Linked DNA regions of Homo sapiens: region 2 is linked to region 1. Evidence: chromatin contacts called from ENCODE Hi-C or POLR2A ChIA-PET data. All regions are on one chromosome and are shown on one strand. The core of a region is the stretch at or near the end of the contact, and the rest is flanking DNA. Distances in the headings are between cores, read along the strand shown.

The links. Hi-C counts contacts between places; a loop is a spot of excess contacts on that map. ChIA-PET counts read pairs that join two places held with the same protein, here RNA polymerase II (POLR2A). Pooled maps may share reads with other maps.
Region 2: a loop to region 1 is called in a map of mammary epithelial cell, with 5 times the contacts of the local background. The contact joins two enhancer-like sites. A Hi-C loop is called at or near these places in 4 of 168 maps with a recorded cell type or tissue (chondrocyte, mammary epithelial cell and prostate gland) and 1 of 50 pooled maps. POLR2A ChIA-PET finds 5 or more read pairs at or near these places in 1 of 52 experiments (Panc1).

The regions. Positions count from the first base shown.
Region 1 is chr5:167,944,383-167,949,502 of GRCh38, reverse strand. The region is part of intron 5 of TENM2 (teneurin transmembrane protein 2); the gene reads right to left. TENM2-AS3 (TENM2 antisense RNA 3) reads left to right here. Exons shown (of 3, transcript XR_941186.3): 2 at 585-687. Among named protein-coding and RNA genes, the nearest start is that of TENM2-AS3, 6.7 kb to the left of the region's middle. RefSeq lists an enhancer at 3,232-3,733. Within about 2 kb of position 3,847, at least 10 of the 41 ENCODE cell types and tissues checked have a DNase peak (open chromatin) inside an H3K27ac peak, as active enhancers do; they include mammary epithelial cell, where a contact is called at or near this core.
Region 2 is chr5:167,812,632-167,817,854 of GRCh38, reverse strand. All of the region lies in intron 4 of TENM2 (teneurin transmembrane protein 2), which reads right to left. Among named protein-coding and RNA genes, the nearest start is that of TENM2-AS3, 140 kb to the left of the region's middle. Within about 2 kb of position 1,779, at least 3 of the 41 ENCODE cell types and tissues checked have a DNase peak (open chromatin) inside an H3K27ac peak, as active enhancers do; they include mammary epithelial cell, where a contact is called at or near this core.

The DNA.
Region 1 (5,120 bases), core at 2,598-5,097:
TGATGGGTTCTTTCAGGGATGAAAGGATGGATAAGACATAACTGCAGCTCTCAGGGACCCCAGATTTGAGTAGGAAAATTAAATCCAAATTTCATCTATCTAGGGCAGATGTCACAGACTGACAGCCCTCAAGCTGAATATTATCAAAAATTCAAAGTTGAGATTTTGCATAGTGTTCCAGATTTCTGACTTCTCTTGAAAGCAAAACCAAACCCAAAATATGGAGTCTGTATCCCCTCAAAACAACTGGATAGAGCTGAATGCTGTGAGGGGTGGGGTGGCTTATCTGATTTGCCATCAACCCTAGCGATCCCTGTTCTCGTAATTTAGCTGGCTGTATGTATTTATGTTACTGACGCCTAATAGTATGTTTTTGACTCCTAGTTTCACTCGGGTGCCTTGGTATTCAGTATCAGTAACGTACCTCTAGTATGAAGCACCTCTGCTACAACAAATGATCACAAGCACCTTTTTGCATTTATCACTTTTCACTACAGTCATCCAACACACTTGCTGGGTGGGAAGGTTTTCTGTTTCAAAAATGCAAACAATGCTGACAACATGCCCTCTTGCTTTCCAAAAAGCCAAAATACATGAAAAGCCCTTCTGTAAAGCAACTGATGTCTTCAACTTACTATGAAACGGAGATGAATAACTCAGCTTGATGAAGGAACCCTCATGTCCACTGTAAGTTCCATACATTTATTGGGTTTAATTAATGTGCATATTACTAAGAGCTCTTCTATTACATAAATATGAAATTACATAATAATGCAATTTAAACATAAGAAACTATATAAGGTAAATTCTTACACAGTATCAACCTAATCAGTATGCTATTAGTAGACAAAAGGCAACTGTCATTAAAATATTGGTGCTGACCTGACACTGCACCTGATTTACCTTCAGTCCAGAACCTGGAATTTATTTTTAGGTACTGCGTGGCTTTTAGTCCTAGGAAGAAGGAACTGTCTTATTGGCTCTTTACTAAAAACCAGGGGAGGTATAAGTAAGGTGCCTGGAAATGATAAGTGAATTTATAGACAAGATGTTTCCTGTATGTTTAAAAATCAAGGGCTTGAATGAGCACTGCTGTCTGTCCTGCTAAAGAATGGTCTGTGCTTCTGCGCTTTTAGATTTTCTGTGGGACAGTTGTTGCCAGTTGATTTTGAGAGGGATGCCAGTCACATAGTCTGTCCTTCCTAAATGCCTACCGGTTGGCAGTGAAACTTGAGAAAAATGAAGCAGTGCTTCTTTGTTGAGTAACGATACCAATTCCCATAAAGTCAGATGTGGGAAGTGAAAAACCTTGGCATATCAACTTTTGTGTTGACTCCATTAGAGTTGCTCACACGGCATGGGGAAACAATCAATGCCCACGTTTTAAACAACATATAAAGGAAGACTTTCAGGGGCTCTAAGGAAGAAATTGTTAATAATCGACTATTGTTGTTGCATTCTGCCTAAATAAACAGCTGGAGGACGTGTTTAGGTTGGGTCTACTTTTGCCAAGCATCGACAAATAGATGGGGTGGGAAAGCAGAGACAAATTAAACCAGGCTTGTCTTGCGCCATAGTCTTCACCAATTTTTCCTGGTGATTAGAAATGATGATAAAATATATGAAAGAAAAAAATAAAAGTCAGGGCCTGCCTAGCTGCTAATAAATCACTCATTCCTGGGAATGGCATGCCAATGGTTGGTCTTTAAAATTTTCAACTCCCTCAGACCCTCAGATGACAAATTAACCACAAACTCTTTGCCTTCTTCTCTTGAACCACCTTTTAGGGCAAGTTACATCTCAATAGCAATTTAAAGTTTCTAAAAGAGGAGATGGTGTTGGCAGAGACTTGAGAATCTCTGGTTGATGATAACTGGCACCAGGACACCCTGTTCAAATTTGACCTTGAATTGGCCAGAGGGAATTGGGGGTGAGGATTTTCAAGAATAACAGTGTCTGGTTAGATCCAAGGAGGACAGAGTCTGTTGCAGATGTTCAGGCTAGTGGTTGGCTTGAATCCCTGCTTGGCCACTGACCAGATGTGTGGACACTGGAAAGTGACATATTTTTCTTTCTGAGTCGTTCACTTGTAAAATGGATATAGTAATCTTACTTCTCATACATGATTGTTAGGAGAGTCAAATGGAAATATATTTTTAAGGAGCCTAGCACAATTCATGGTACATAGCAAGCTATTAACACATATTATTATGATTATTACTATTTGATATAATTAATCATTCTGATAATAGCAATGGCAGCTATAGCAACTATGACTCTGAGGAAAATGATTAGTACCTCCTAGGGCACTGTGGGCCCAACTTTTCCAAGTCCTTTGAAATGGCAGTTCTTGGAGGGGGATATTCAATGAACATGCGGCTGCATTTGGCTGCAAAATCATCAATCTCTGACCCCTCCACCTTCAAATTTGGCCAGCAGGAGGGCAGAGTGACTAAGTGACGTGGCCAGGAGCTATTAACAGATAGTCTCAAGAGTGTCTCTGTAAGAGCCCACAAAAATAAAACGGGATTCAGAACTGCTCCATTTCCATAAGCAAAACAATTGATGCTGATGATAACAAAACAATAATATTGTCCATGGCTGCCATGAGTTAAGTTCTCCCTGTGTGTCGGGTACTGTGCCAAGTGTTGTACATAAATCATTTCAATATATTCCCACTTACTCCTAGGAGACAGGTCACTTATCATGCCCATTTCACAGATCCAGTAAGTGAGGTTCAGAGAGGTTAAGTAATGCACCAGATGTCATATAGCTTAGTAAGTGGTAGAGCTGGCACACGATCCCAGGTCTCTTCCCCTCCCAGCTGTATGCAAAGGAACCCAAAACCAGAACACAGGCACACAGGGAGGAAACAGGTCCCCTGCCCTGGCTGATATATGCCTAGCAAATACAGAGGAAAACAGCCTGGACTCATTTCTTTGCACATTTGCTTAAATGGCAGAATCCAATCTTGTGAGAAACTGGAGGGAATCGCCCACCTCAAAGCTCTGCACCACCTCACGGATGCTGCTTGAATCAGGAGAAATAGGCCAGAACAGCCAAACTGCAGTGCAATCTCTTTCTATGCCTTCCCAAAGGCCCTCCCCAAACTTCCTTCACTGTGCTGCATCCCTGGCTCCCTAACCAGCGGCGTGAGGGGCAGCATGAGGAATGAGCAGCAATTAGGCCTGTCAGGGGCAGAACCAAGGGCACACTCCATCCCAGCTTGTCCTGTCCTGCTCTGACCTGAGGTACTTTGCCAAGAGCCCAGGGATGGAAGGAATAGGTCCAAATCCAGCCTCCTCCCATATTTGAAGAGATTTCCTTATTTGTCTCTAAGTACTGGGCATGTGGGACAATGACCTTGCTTCCTCCTTCTGTCTTAACACCTACAGAATGACTTATCTCCTAAAGAATGGACTTGCATTTTTTGTTATTGACACACATATGGTATGGCTGGCTTCACAGGGCAGGTGGCCTGTCTGCAGTCTTTCTTGGATCTGGTCACTGCTGTCGCAAGCTGCAGCTGCAGCTTTTCCACATTTCAGAGTGGAGGAGAAACAAGAAGGGGGATGAAGGAGTGAGTCAAGTTGTAGCCTCCTCCTCATCTCCCCAGCCGCTGGCTCCAGCTCTAGCCAGTGCCTCTGGCCTGGGTTGCACAGGCCTGTATCAGGGGGCTGTCCTTGAAGGAAGCACCCCGCTCAGCCTGAACAGAGGGCAGAGAAAGAAAGGGCTGTGCTTGCCTGTAAGGAATGATTTATAGCTCTCTTTCTTACACAAAATATATGACCTCAGAGAAAAACATTCCGAATGCATTCGCAATGACGCACAGATCAACACTGCATAGCGGAACACGGGAATTACAGTCACAAGGAGCAATCATTTGCAGGCTCAGAATTCAAAGTTTTCCTCCGCTCTGCCTACGTTCGTAAAGGACTAGGGTCGGCAGGGACATCTTAGATCACCTAAGTCCAATAGCTCCCATTTAGTAAGCACCAACTGTGTGATAAGCACTCTACATATTTCATCTTATTTAAAACTTACAATAACCTTTAAAGCACTTTAAAGAAGATATTGCTCTCCCCTTTAAAGATGAGGAGACTGAGGTGTGGGGAGGTTAAGTAACATAATTCTCTCTCCTTAAATTTTGTATTTAACTGTAACGTATCTGTGCCCCCCCCGGGTGCTTGATTTGCCCACTGCTTATATTTCTTTTGTAACGCTCAGCACATGGTTTTATATTATTTTTGGACTCTCCTGTGCTCTCCACTAGATCATGAGTGCCTCCATTAAAAACAGTCTGTCTCACTTGTCTGTATATCCCAGCATAAGGCTACAGTGCCTGGTATAAAACTAGTGGTGATGAATGAATGAATGAATGAACAAATCATGTCCCTGGGAGTTATATTTAGAGTCTCAGAGGACAGGGATCAGAGTAGATTTCTGCCTCTATCCCTAGAGCATTCTAGTTGATTGCTGGAATCAATGATGCCCTCCCACTTAATTCCCTCATTTCTGTTACCTCTAGGGCTCCTTTAACAGGGAGATGGCTAGACACAGAGGGAAGGTGACTTCAAACTCCTCCGTCTTTGTTTGTTTTTTGGTTGTTTTTCCTGGCACTTGCTGCCTGATCACCTCTTCTGCTTTTTTAAAATAACAGTTTTACTGAGATATCATACAATTCAGCTTTTAAAAGTATACATTTCAGTGTTACTTTAGTATATTCACCAAGATATGCAACTATCACCACTATCTAATTTTAGAACATTTTCATCACCCTCAAAGGATACAACATACCCATCAGCAGTCACGGCCCAGTCCCTTCCTCCCTCCCATAGCCTCTGGCAAATGTTAATCTACTCTCTGTTCCTATGGATGTGCCAATCCTGGACATTTCATGGAAATGGCAATTCCCTCTGTTTATTATAACCACGACATCTGTCTGTTGCAGAGCTCCATCAGAGCCAGTCAAAGTTCAATCTCAAACGGGGCACACTGCCTAGCACTTAAAAAGATCTTCCCCTGGCAACCTGAAGCAGGTCCCCTGCAGGCCTTTTTTTTTTTTTTGGCTGAGACCCTGCAGCTGCTGATATTCTTCAGATGGAGATTGTTAGGTGATG
Region 2 (5,223 bases), core at 530-3,029, 130 kb after region 1:
AGCAGAGCTGGGCTGGAACACACAAGACTGACTTCCTATCAAATGTCCCCACCATTCCCCCACAAGGCTGAAGGTAAAACCAGTGGAACTCATAGCCAGCGTTTCATCTCACTATCCGACAAATTGGTTTCAGTTCAATCCAGCCTCTCTACGTTAATACTGAGCTTACATGACCCATATTTAACTTTTTACTGAACATATTTTTTTTTCAGATAGTGATTGCTTTAAATTTTGATTTTAAGGTCCTACTTTGTAGAGAAAAGGTTCTACTTTTCACAGTTTGTTAAGCCATCTAACTATCTAATGGTTTTGATGGCCACTTCTAAATCTTTTGAGTAAGAAAAGCAATACTTCAAACTCTTCATATTTTATAAAGGCTGTCTTTTCATAAGATGGCATCACACATATAAGTTATTAATATCTTTGAAGAATACAGAAGTTTTTTCCATATATTTTTCTCTAATGATATAGTTAAATAGATAATTGCACCCTTTTCTGTATAAACAAATAAAAGATATCTTGAACATGCAGTTATTTGAAGTACTAATCACACTTCTTGCTTACATAAACAAAGGCTTATCAAAATTATAAGTCTTCAGAAGAAGCAGATTCTACAACATTTTCTCCTCTAAGAAATATCAGCACACTATATCCTGATGCTGGACTGAGTGAACATCATTAAGATCCTTTTCTCAATTAGAGTTCCAAACAACTCTATCGTTTGCTTCCTGTCAAAACACCTGAACAAAAATATGATATGTTGCATCATTCGCTGAAGCTATTTCTCCAGTTGGAACATGAATTACGAGTCCTTCTGAAACACATCAACCAAATCAAGTTGTAACAAGGCCCTGTTTTATTCACTGCACAGATCTCAGCTAATCACTTTCTAATACGAGTCATGATTGTGCTTCATTAAGTTAGCATTTCTCTTATTTTTCCCTTATTTAGTATGTACTTCCATGGTACATACTAATGGTAGAGCCAGCAATAAGTTGAACATTTCTTGCCTTACAAGGTGTACTTCACCCGGGTCATTCTGACTTTGCTGGGCCATTTGTACTTTTACAATGTGTGGGGTTAAGAATGCTTGTTATAAAACACAGGTCTTTCTTTGTCTCTAAATAATACGTAGGCACTTGTGGTGGTCTTTAAATTCTAGGATTTTTTTTTCCATATGGAAGTTCTCACTCAATTTCTAATGATGAATGTCTCTAAATACACACTGCTGAGGTGAAGTTGTGTCTCACTGGCGGCAGAATTGAGAAACTATCACTCCTTCCAACACAGCAACCCGAGGAACTGCCTGAGGCATCCACTTCCTGTTTCCACAGGGGCAGAACAGTTGTTTAAGGCTATCTTTAAATTGGTGGCTTAGAAAATTAAAGTGGCAGAGAAGATTCAGAAACTGTATAATCCTCATCTGAATAACTTTTGTAAATGAAGCAAGAGAAAGCAGTCATCTTGTTTCCTGAAGTTAAAGGTAAGGTCTTTAGAAGGAGGGCTCATAGCATGTTTCTTGTCTATACAAGCTAATTCAAAAACTTGGTTGATTCTAAGTTGTGGTTGGCCAAGAAAGAAGCAGGTAGAGAGATCAAAGGGAATACAGGAAGGGAGTAGAATGTGGCTCCATGTTCCCCACACCTTCCCCTCCCTTCTGTTCCGGAAACAGGTGTCTTCTGCATACTTCTTGGGATCCTTCATGATTGATAATGTGGCTCTATTGTTTTTTCTTGACTGAGTCACCAGTGAAGGTAAGGTTTCTCTATTGTTTCCCTGTTGTTTTAGCAACCACTCTCCAGGGCAACTCTCTCTTTCTGAGTTATTCTACATCAGAGGAGAAACACACACACACACACACACACACACACACACACACACAAAGGATCATAATGGGACTTAAGTGATCCTTTAGGTCAAACCCCTCATACTATGGAGGGAACAAAAAAAGGTCAGGGGAAAGAAGAGATCTTCTCAGTGTCATGTAGGGGCTCACTATGGACCTGGGAAGAGAATCCCAGTGTATACATTAGCATCCCTCTCATCTATATGGATCCATTATTTTATTTTCCCTCTCATTCTCCCACATGAACCATCCCCCTGACTCTCCCACCCTTTTCCAAGAAAAAAGATCACAGTCAATGTTTTCTTGTTCTGTGATGTCCTATTGCTAGGGAGGACAGTCACTGTGGGCATTATTCTAAGGAAGGCTTTGTAGGATTTACATAGGTTCTGTTGTGGATAGAACCAAAACTATAGGAGAAGCCATTCCCCAGAAGTGTTCACAGCCAAAGCATGGCCTCTTATTGTAACTTGTGAAGAAATCCAACCTCTTGGTCAGACACAATTGTATTTGAATCTCTTCCTAGCTGTGTAAGTCTCCCATTTTAGCCTCCCCATAAATACAACGATACAATGATGAGAATAATGGTGCTTGGTTCACTTAGCTCATCTGGGGGTTAGATTTAATATGTCATGCCTGGAAGATACTGAAGACTTGGTAGCTAGGAGCTGCTATCATCTTTCTCCCATGGGCTCAGATATATTATGGGATCGTTACAAACTCTCCCCTTTCACTTAAGTCCAGTGCAGCGTCCACTCTTTTGAGGTGAATCCTTCTCTGAAAGGCACATCTCCTGAATGGCCTGCAATATCCTGCCTTATGAAAGTCACATGAAAAGGGTTAATACGACATGTCAGATTGAGGCAGCATGAACATGTGTGATTTTCTGCTTAAAACCACAAAGAAAACAAAACTTCACACAACAGAGAACTGTGTGTCAGAGCCACAGGAATTCTGCTGTGGTTGACGTCTCTGTAGGGAGACAGACATTCCAGGAAAAGTAGATTCACACTCATCCCCACTGACCAAGGCAGAGCTGGCTCTGCCTCCTCTATTAACACATGAGGAATTTCTCTCCATCGGCATTTCCCACATTAGCCGTTTCCTCACACATTCTGGGTATTTGTTCTAGCCAACCCTTCCTGATTGGAGCTGCTGGAGCTGCAGTTTCATCTAGTCTTCAATTCTTTCCTTTACTTTTTTTCTGCAACTTGACTTATTGTTTCTGACTTTCGTTTCATCTTAGTTAATAATATCCATAAAATCACAGCTTGGATGTGCTAGCTGTACATAACTACATTTATATAGATATCTATATATATGTATGTAATATATATTTCCTAAAATATATTACAATAAATAAATATTAAAACTTTTTTTTTTAAATAAAATACTTCAACCATGTGCCTCTTAAGGATATCTTGCATACTTACACCACACAGATTGGTACATGGCACCCATATATGCATTTGGAAATACTGTCCTAGATAAAATTTTATCCTTTTTTGCTTATTGCTTTTCTTTCTTTTTCTTTTCTTTTTCTTTTTTTTTTTTTTTTGAATCGGAGTGTCTACTTTGTGCCTTTCCCCCTTCAGAATGCAGTGCCTCTGAGTGAAACGTCACCAGGAAAAGAAATGTTCTAAAAATGAGGTTTTCATTATGTCCTATAGCCCAGCTAGAAAACTCAGAGAAGAGCCTACGTGCTACTTTTCATCCTGGGGACTGATGCTTGAATGTGTTAAAATGCTATTTATTTTCCGACAGACGACTTGGGCTTGGCACCATGTAAACCCAAAGTGTTTGTAGAGATTCCCTTGAGGACAAAGGAAAAATCATCTGTATAGATCAAACGTGTATTAGCTGCATTAGCAATTGGCCCCTGGAGACTGACAAAGACCTTTTTAGACAGATTTCATTGCACGGCTTTTTAAGAGCTTTCATTGAACTAGCCTTGAGCATCACAGGTATGGGGCTTTCTTCACGTCCTAAGTGTCAGAAAAGAAAGGTGGACGATGAGAAGCTGGGATGAGAACTGCTACCTTCATTGTAGATGAACCTCAACACGATGCCCATGCTCCCGTCCCTATCAATATTTCATGTTACCAGAGCCATAAGAAAACACATCTGTTGCCTTCCTGCATTGTAATATGTAGGATGGTGGAAAGATGATTATAGCACAGGTTCAAGGATTTAAAAATTCATCACCTTCTCAATTTAGAAAGCTGATTTGTGGTTAGGACTTACGAAGGCTACACAACTGAAATGATCAACTGGGGGCATAGCCTGTTCCCAAGAAATCTGGGGAGTAGGGGATGCAGTGAGAGGGAGGGGGAGGTTGGAACTGTGATTGCTCAGGCTGCTGACTGGGCCAGTGGTTGAAGGCTTCAATTTGTCAACATACTGTCAATGCAATGTTTGCTTTGTATCATGGCATGGTATGCGGAATAGAGAGAGGAAAAAAAATGCTGCCACAGTTGCAAGCCCAGAAGCAAACCCCAAGTTTTCAACAGACATGCATCTCCCTGCTCCTCCAACACTGCAACACTCTTTCTGCCATAGCTCAGTGGTTTCCAGTGCTGACCTTAGTTCCACTGTGTGTGTGTGTGTGTGTGTGTGTGTGTGTGCAGAACTTGTAAGCTCTTCAGCAAAAGGACCCTTTTCCAGAACCCTGGGCAGACACGTAATATTTCCCCTTCCTCTGAAAGCCTCCCAAATCATTCATCTGGATTGGCTTCACTTCTTTATTTCACTGCTGGAAACATTTTGGAGACTCATACAATCTTACAACCTCATCCCATCTCTACTAACTGGGATGCACACATCTCCCTCAGAATGCAGAGGCCCAGCCACTGCTCATGAAGAAACAGAGCTTCCACCCCCAGCAAAGGTGGCCAGGAAAGTCGGGTACTTTCCAGTGCTGGATACAAACCTTTGTATTTCCAGCAGCTGCCCTACAGAAGCACGAAGGAATGTTTAACCTGCAGCAAAATAGTTAGAAAGGAAATGAGTATAACTTTCTGGCCTGATAAATTATTTCATATTTCTTATGCCCTGTAGCCTGCCTTTTTTGCAGTGCTAAGTCTCAGTGGAATGAATACCAGGGATGCGGTCACCAGTCTGTGTGGCATCGGGTCCCTGACTGTGGTTCACAACATATTATTGCTTCTCTTCTGTCCCTCTCCACTCTCACTGCCTTTCTCATTTGCTTTGTCCCTTGGTCATATCACCTGGCCATCAAAGATAGGCATTGCTCAGAAAGATGGTTCTCCTTGGCTTGTGAGTATAAGACACAAATATCCTCAGGCGCAAGCCTGGAGAAGAAGGAGTTACTGTCTGCTGCAGCCAACTGTCCAGGGAGGGTCTTTTCCATAGACATAAAA